2 separate regions of the Homo sapiens genome follow, and region 2 is linked to region 1. Evidence: chromatin loops called from intact Hi-C (ENCODE). Cell type or tissue: CD4-positive, alpha-beta T cell. All regions are shown on one strand. Links, peaks and the distances in the headings refer to the core of each region. The heading gives the core; the rest is flanking DNA. Region 1 overlaps WAKMAR2 (wound and keratinocyte migration associated lncRNA 2). Region 2 overlaps NHSL1 (NHS like 1).

Evidence for each region. A loop is a pair of places that touch in the nucleus more often than their neighbours do. Peaks named below come from ENCODE experiments on the same cell type or tissue, not always from the same donor. Only the 100,000 strongest peaks of a DNase experiment are listed, where the experiment ranks them.
Region 2: it touches region 1 in a loop (10-fold over the local background); 1 of 110 quality-filtered maps calls a loop at or near these places.

The regions. Positions count from the first base shown.
Region 1 is chr6:137,822,886-137,825,806 of GRCh38, forward strand. WAKMAR2 (wound and keratinocyte migration associated lncRNA 2) reads right to left here. Exons shown (of 4, transcript NR_049793.1): 4 at 784-1,692. Among named protein-coding and RNA genes, the nearest start is that of TNFAIP3, 43 kb to the right of the region's middle. In CD4-positive, alpha-beta T cell, for the core only: no CTCF peak of the experiment used is centred there; DNase peaks (open chromatin) are centred at 1,346 and 2,166; H3K4me3 peaks cover 1,192 bases; H3K27ac peaks cover 2,500 bases.
Region 2 is chr6:138,454,598-138,457,518 of GRCh38, forward strand. All of the region lies in intron 3 of NHSL1 (NHS like 1), which reads right to left. Among named protein-coding and RNA genes, the nearest start is that of MIR3145, 21 kb to the left of the region's middle. In CD4-positive, alpha-beta T cell, for the core only: no CTCF peak of the experiment used is centred there; DNase peaks (open chromatin) are centred at 954, 1,304 and 1,684; H3K4me3 peaks cover 1,613 bases; H3K27ac peaks cover 2,436 bases.

The DNA of each region.
Region 1 (2,921 bases), core at 95-2,594:
GCCTGGGAGACAGAGTGAGACTCTGTCTCAAAACAAAACAAAACAAAACAAAAACCAAAAACATTGGTTAGTGTAGCCAAGAAAGATTTTTGACTTAAAAAATAAATCTGTTATCCATGCAGTGTGTTGATGAAAAAAAGAAGATAGTATGTGTTACAAATAAGATAAATATTACATAACCATTTGTAAGATTATTTATGAAGAGTTTGTAATGATGTGGGAAAGAGGTTATGATATAAAGTTAAGCAAAAGAAAAAGTAAATGCCAATTATAAAAATAGTATATTGTTAGCTTTGCTTAAACATATATACGCACACACTATCCGCAAAAAGCAGGAATATACTTCACTCTGTAAGTGGTGGTTATCTCTGAGTGACATTTTACAGGATGTTCCCCTGCTTTTTTTTTACTGTAATGTACATTCCAAATTATTAGATTAGTATATTTACTTTTACAAATGGTGATTATACATTTTAATAGTTTCAGAATGTTAAGATCTTAAGAGACTAAGCTTAGTTCTATAGCTAGCACATAGTAGCATTGCATAAATATTATTCAATCAATTAATGAAGTCATCACTTCATCGCAAGAGTGTACACAAAGTATTAGAACTATTAAAATGTTTGTGTGTGCACCAGCCCCATCAATTCTGAACAACGCCCTATGCCCTATCTGTCATAATTATATATTCTTATTTTTGGGGTCCTCACTCCTTAAAGCAACATTGTTGTTTCCTTCATTGCTTCTCCCCAAGCACAGAAGCAAAAAAAAAAAAAGAGATCATTTATTGTTTTAAAACCTTCATTTATTTTGGGATGTCACTACCAATTTTTCAGGCCTTAGACATGTAAGCATGCATTTCTACTTTTTTAGATTTTGAATCATGTAGAAATCTAGCCAAATTAATTGAGAATACTCTATTGAATAAATCAACAACTTTACTTCCAGGGTCCTGTTAACCTAAGCTAAAGATAAAAAAGCAGCAACAAAGTGCCACTGTTATCTGGTTAAAACTGACAACTGTAAGATGTATGGATGATTTTCTACAAGTTTAGAAACAGGAAACAGTGCTTGCTGCACTTGCCACAGGGCATATAAACTGAGAAAGTTATGTAGAAATTCAAGATCAGAGGATGAGCGCAAGGATGATCTTTGAGAACAAAACAGTGAACAGAGCCCTTTGTGGTGGCAAGCAGTGACGTGAGGTTGTGTTTATGTGAATACAAACCCTCTCCTCCCAAGTCTGGTGACTACAGTGTTTTCTTCCCACCTCGTTGTTAATTGTGGAAATCTGGCTGTCACTATTAACATATCAAACAGAGGTCTTGATATTATCTGCAGCTGATCATTTGTTTAGGTTTTACCCGCAGGAAAAGTCTGGTGGCAGCCAGTCCCAGGACAGCCACGCATGACGCACAGAAGAGTCCTTATAGTTCCCCTGGAGGGGGTGATGATGCAGGCAAATGCCACGCCTGATCCCTTTGGGTCTCCGTGGCAACAAGGCTGCTTGTCAGACTAGATGATAATGAGCCATGATCTGGAAGAGGCTTATTCCATAACAGGAGGGAGGTTTCAAAGGTAACACGTCAACAGCAATGCCTCGGCAACAGCTGTTTGTTATTGTAGTCGTCAAGGACAGAAAAAGGACAAGGCTGCCAGAAGATGTTGCATATGGAACAGAAGATTCTTGCCCTGGAAGAAGGAATAGAGGAGATGTAAATATCCCTTCTTTCTTGGGGGAAGGAAATAGATGAACTGTATGCTAAGTTAGAGCCTCTCTTTATCTATAAATGATCTGTTGGTTAAACAGGATACCTCCCTTCTGAACATCTCAGCACCCCATCAAGAGAACTTCAGGTCTCTGCCATTTAGACGTGTCATTTGTAAGTAAAATAAATCAGGGAAGTAATAGGAGGAAAGCTAAGAATGAAAGGAATTCATCACCACTGCAAATTTGTCCCTGAAGCAAGGTGAGTCCCTGCCCATCTGGCTACACCAGCTCTTTTTTTTTTTTTTTTTTTTTTTTTTTTTTGGCCCTTACTAGACCCCACTTGGGATTTTGTTGGCATATTTGCTTGGATGTCTATCTCCTCTGTAGTTCCTGAGGTCAAGATTACAGTCTCTTTTTTTTTTTTTTTAGTTTTTGTATCTATGGTGCCTGGCAAAGAAAAGAAGCTCCATCAATATTTACCAGTTGCTGGTGGCAATGGTAATGGTAGTTGTGTAGAAGGTGGGAAGGATAGAAGTATAGCTAAGTGACGGGACATTCTATTTCTACACCTTGTTTAGCTATGGAGGTCTCTGGAACTAGCCAGGCTAGCCAAGACTGGGACTTCTTGTGTCTTCTCCAAGAGAGGCAGAATGAGCCTAATGGTTTAGAACGTGGGCTCTGGAGCCAGACAAGCCAGATTAGAATCCTGACTCTACTCCAAGCAGTGTGAGCTTTGGCAAGTTACATACCCCATCTGTGCCTCTGTGAGGATGAAACGAGTTCCTTAGAATGATGCCTGGTACCCCAGAGGAGCTATTCAGGTTCAATTGACTCTGTTTCTAGTATTACTGCTCAACTTAGGAAGAAAAGAAGTGCAGAAGAGGAGAGGCTTTTGCTTCAAATTTTGAGTTTCACATTTAACCTTGCAGTTTTATCCCTGGGGAGCTTCTGCCTGGATGGAGGATGAATCTGGTATCTAAGCTCCTCCTTAGGGCTGTCATTTAGACCAGTGCCAATCCCTAGGAGTGCTTCTGATTTCCTGCTTATCTCCTACAAATGTACAGTTAAGTCAATTCAAAAGAAAAGATAAATGGTCCAAACAAATCCATTGTAGCATACTGTAATTCACTGTCCATGGGGCAATTCATTTGCCCTTGAATTATTATTATCTTCCTTACCTGATGTGCTTGACACTTATGATCTTGAACCA
Region 2 (2,921 bases), core at 168-2,667, 630 kb after region 1:
TAATGGTCTCCTGTGTGTATACATATGTCAAAATTTATTAAGTTGTATACTTTAAATATGTATAGATTATTTTATGTAAGTTATACTTCAATAAAAGGCGTTTTAATAAAGAAAGATCTTGTTTCAGTATTTAAAAACTATGTGATCTTAGGCAAGTGATCTAATCTCTCCAAGATACAGTTTTCTCATCCATGATATGGGCATAATCAAAGCTACTTTGCATGGTTGCAATAAATACTGAATATATTCACATACAGCACTGAGCACAGTCCCTGGCGCCTGAGCCTTTCCATGTGCCAAGTGCTTGGCATCATACTGGAAACACAGAGATCAACAAGATAGGGATGCTGTCCATTAATCTAGAAGAGAAGGCAGGTATAAACAGACCCTGATTATAGAGTAGTGGGATGGAAACAGCAAGAGAAACTGGAATGGGTCATTGGAGACATTCTCACTGGTTTGCAGGCAAAAAGGCGTGGGAATGACAGACCCCAATTTTCTCATTTTTGTCTGCAATGGCATGGAATAAGAAGGTGCCATAACTGCAGAGCAGTGAGCATTGACTCATTTGTGTTTCTACAGTTTCCTGAAATTACTCACAGAGACCCAGTAACACATGATTGGACATGGAGTAATCACTTCTCGACTGTAAGCTGCCCTAGGCCAAGAATGGGATCCATATACTGAGACCAAGTAGCACTTAAAAACTTTTTTGGGGGAAAAAAAAATTGAGTGAAGCATACCAGACAAGTCAAAGAGGAATAAGAGATGACAAAATTGGGCATAATGAGGAGGAATTGAGGTAACTGAGTAATCTTGCCCTTTTGCTTAACCAGCATGGTGCGATGAAAAGAAATGAGCTGCAAGGAGCCCCGCCTTCACATGCTCCCTGCAAGGAGCCCCGCCTTCACATGCTCCCTGCAAGGAGCCCCGCCTTCACATGCTCCCTGCAAGGAGCCCCGCCTTCGCATGCTTCCTGGTGCTTTCGAGCTATGTGATCTTGAGAAAGCCATTTCATATTTCTGAGTCTCCATTTCCAGATTAAAATAATAGTAATAGCTATTAAAATAATCTGTTTCATGGGGCTGTTTGTGGAAAATAAGATCTAATTTGTGAAAAAGTTCTATATCCTAACGTGTACCCCGATGAACAAGCTAGCAATAGCATAAACACTGGTAGTGCCACACCTAGATAACCTGTAAAGCCATGACAATCAGAAATTCGTCAGTAGCTGCTGAAACCTCTCAAATTTATTGCCTTGGGCAGGAAATTCTATGTGGGTGGAACAAAAGACGAGATGATTGGGAGAGTGGCCAAATTTTTATAAAAACAGACATTGTCTATTGAATCATTTTCTTTGAAGCGTGGTTTGAAATACCAATCAGCTTAACAATACTTATCATCATCATCTGAGCATCTAGTCTGTGCCAGGCACTGTGCTAAGGGTTTCACAAACATTAATTTACTTCAACCTCACACCAACTCTCCAAGGTAGGTTAGGGTAACTATGTAATTTTATCGAAACCAGAACACCTCTGAGAGTGAAAGGGGGTGCAATTAATAATTACACAGAATAACAGCTGTAAACCAGGGCTGTTCTAAGCAAACCGGAACATGTGGTTTTTATCTCTTTACAGTTGAGGAACCTGAACCTCACAGACGAAAGCAACTTATCCAAGGCCACTGAGCTCTGACAGGTGGAAAAGCTGCCCCAAACCTACGCTCTCAAGCATCATGTTAAATAAGCCTCCTGTGTTTACAGGTATGGCAGCAAGGTTACTGCCTTTTCTTCAAAGTCTTCCTTTGATTTAAATATTTCTTATCAACAAAGCCTAAAACAGAAGCTGACATGCCAGTTCAAAGAATAACAGGAAACAGGGAAATTTCGATTTCTGTCACGACTATTAAAGCCAACTGTTTACTGCCAAAAATCTAGATCTAATACATCTCTTTAGGGGTGAATTTTACACAAGAGATTGCATAACTCATGATTGATATCCTTTCTGCTAAGACAATGGGGATTCTGTGAAGGTTTCCCAGATTCAGTGAACGTATCATCAAATATAACTTCCGATAATGGCAGGTGGAAAAATTCCCTATCGACTCACAGTAAGTATTTTCGCACTGATAACTGACCTGCCTTCAAATGCAAGAACCTCTTTGGCAGTACTTGGCATATGCTGAAAACTGAAAAGAGAAAAAAGTCAAAAACAGTACACAAAGCAATGGTGTACTCTTTGATTTCAGAGTTGAATGAAAAGGTATTTTCTGGAATTTCTTTCTTTCTTTTTTTTTTTTTGGAGATGGAGTCTCACTTACTCTGCCGCCCAGGCTGGAGTGGAGTGGTGCGATCTCAGCTCACTGCAACCTCCACCTCCCAGATTCAAGCAATTCTCCTGCCTCAGCCTGAGTAGCTGGGACTACAGGTGCATGCCACCACGCCTGGCTAATTTTTATATTTTCAGTAGAGACAGGGTTTCACCATGTTGGCCAGGCTAGTCTGGAACTCCTGACTTCAAGGGATCCGCCTGCCTCAGCCTCCCAAAGTGCTGGGATTACAGGCACACACTACCATGCCTGGCTTATTTTCTGGAATTTCTAAATTGCTTTGCCAACAGTATTTTTTTCAATGCATCATGTTTATGTTTAGATGATATGCATAACATATACAATTGGAAATATTTTCAACAATTTTCTTCTTGCTACACTATATTCCCACTTTGAACATCAAAGATATGTGTGGATCTCGTTAGCAAAACATCTTTCTTCATAACATAACACATAGAGTCCTACTTGGTGTTTCACATTAGGATAATGAAGATAATTATTCTAGAACAATTAGCCAGAGTAAATAACCAGAATCGACGTCCTCTAGGTTCTCTTTTCTAATTTATATGTCCTTAACCTTTGCCATATTAGCA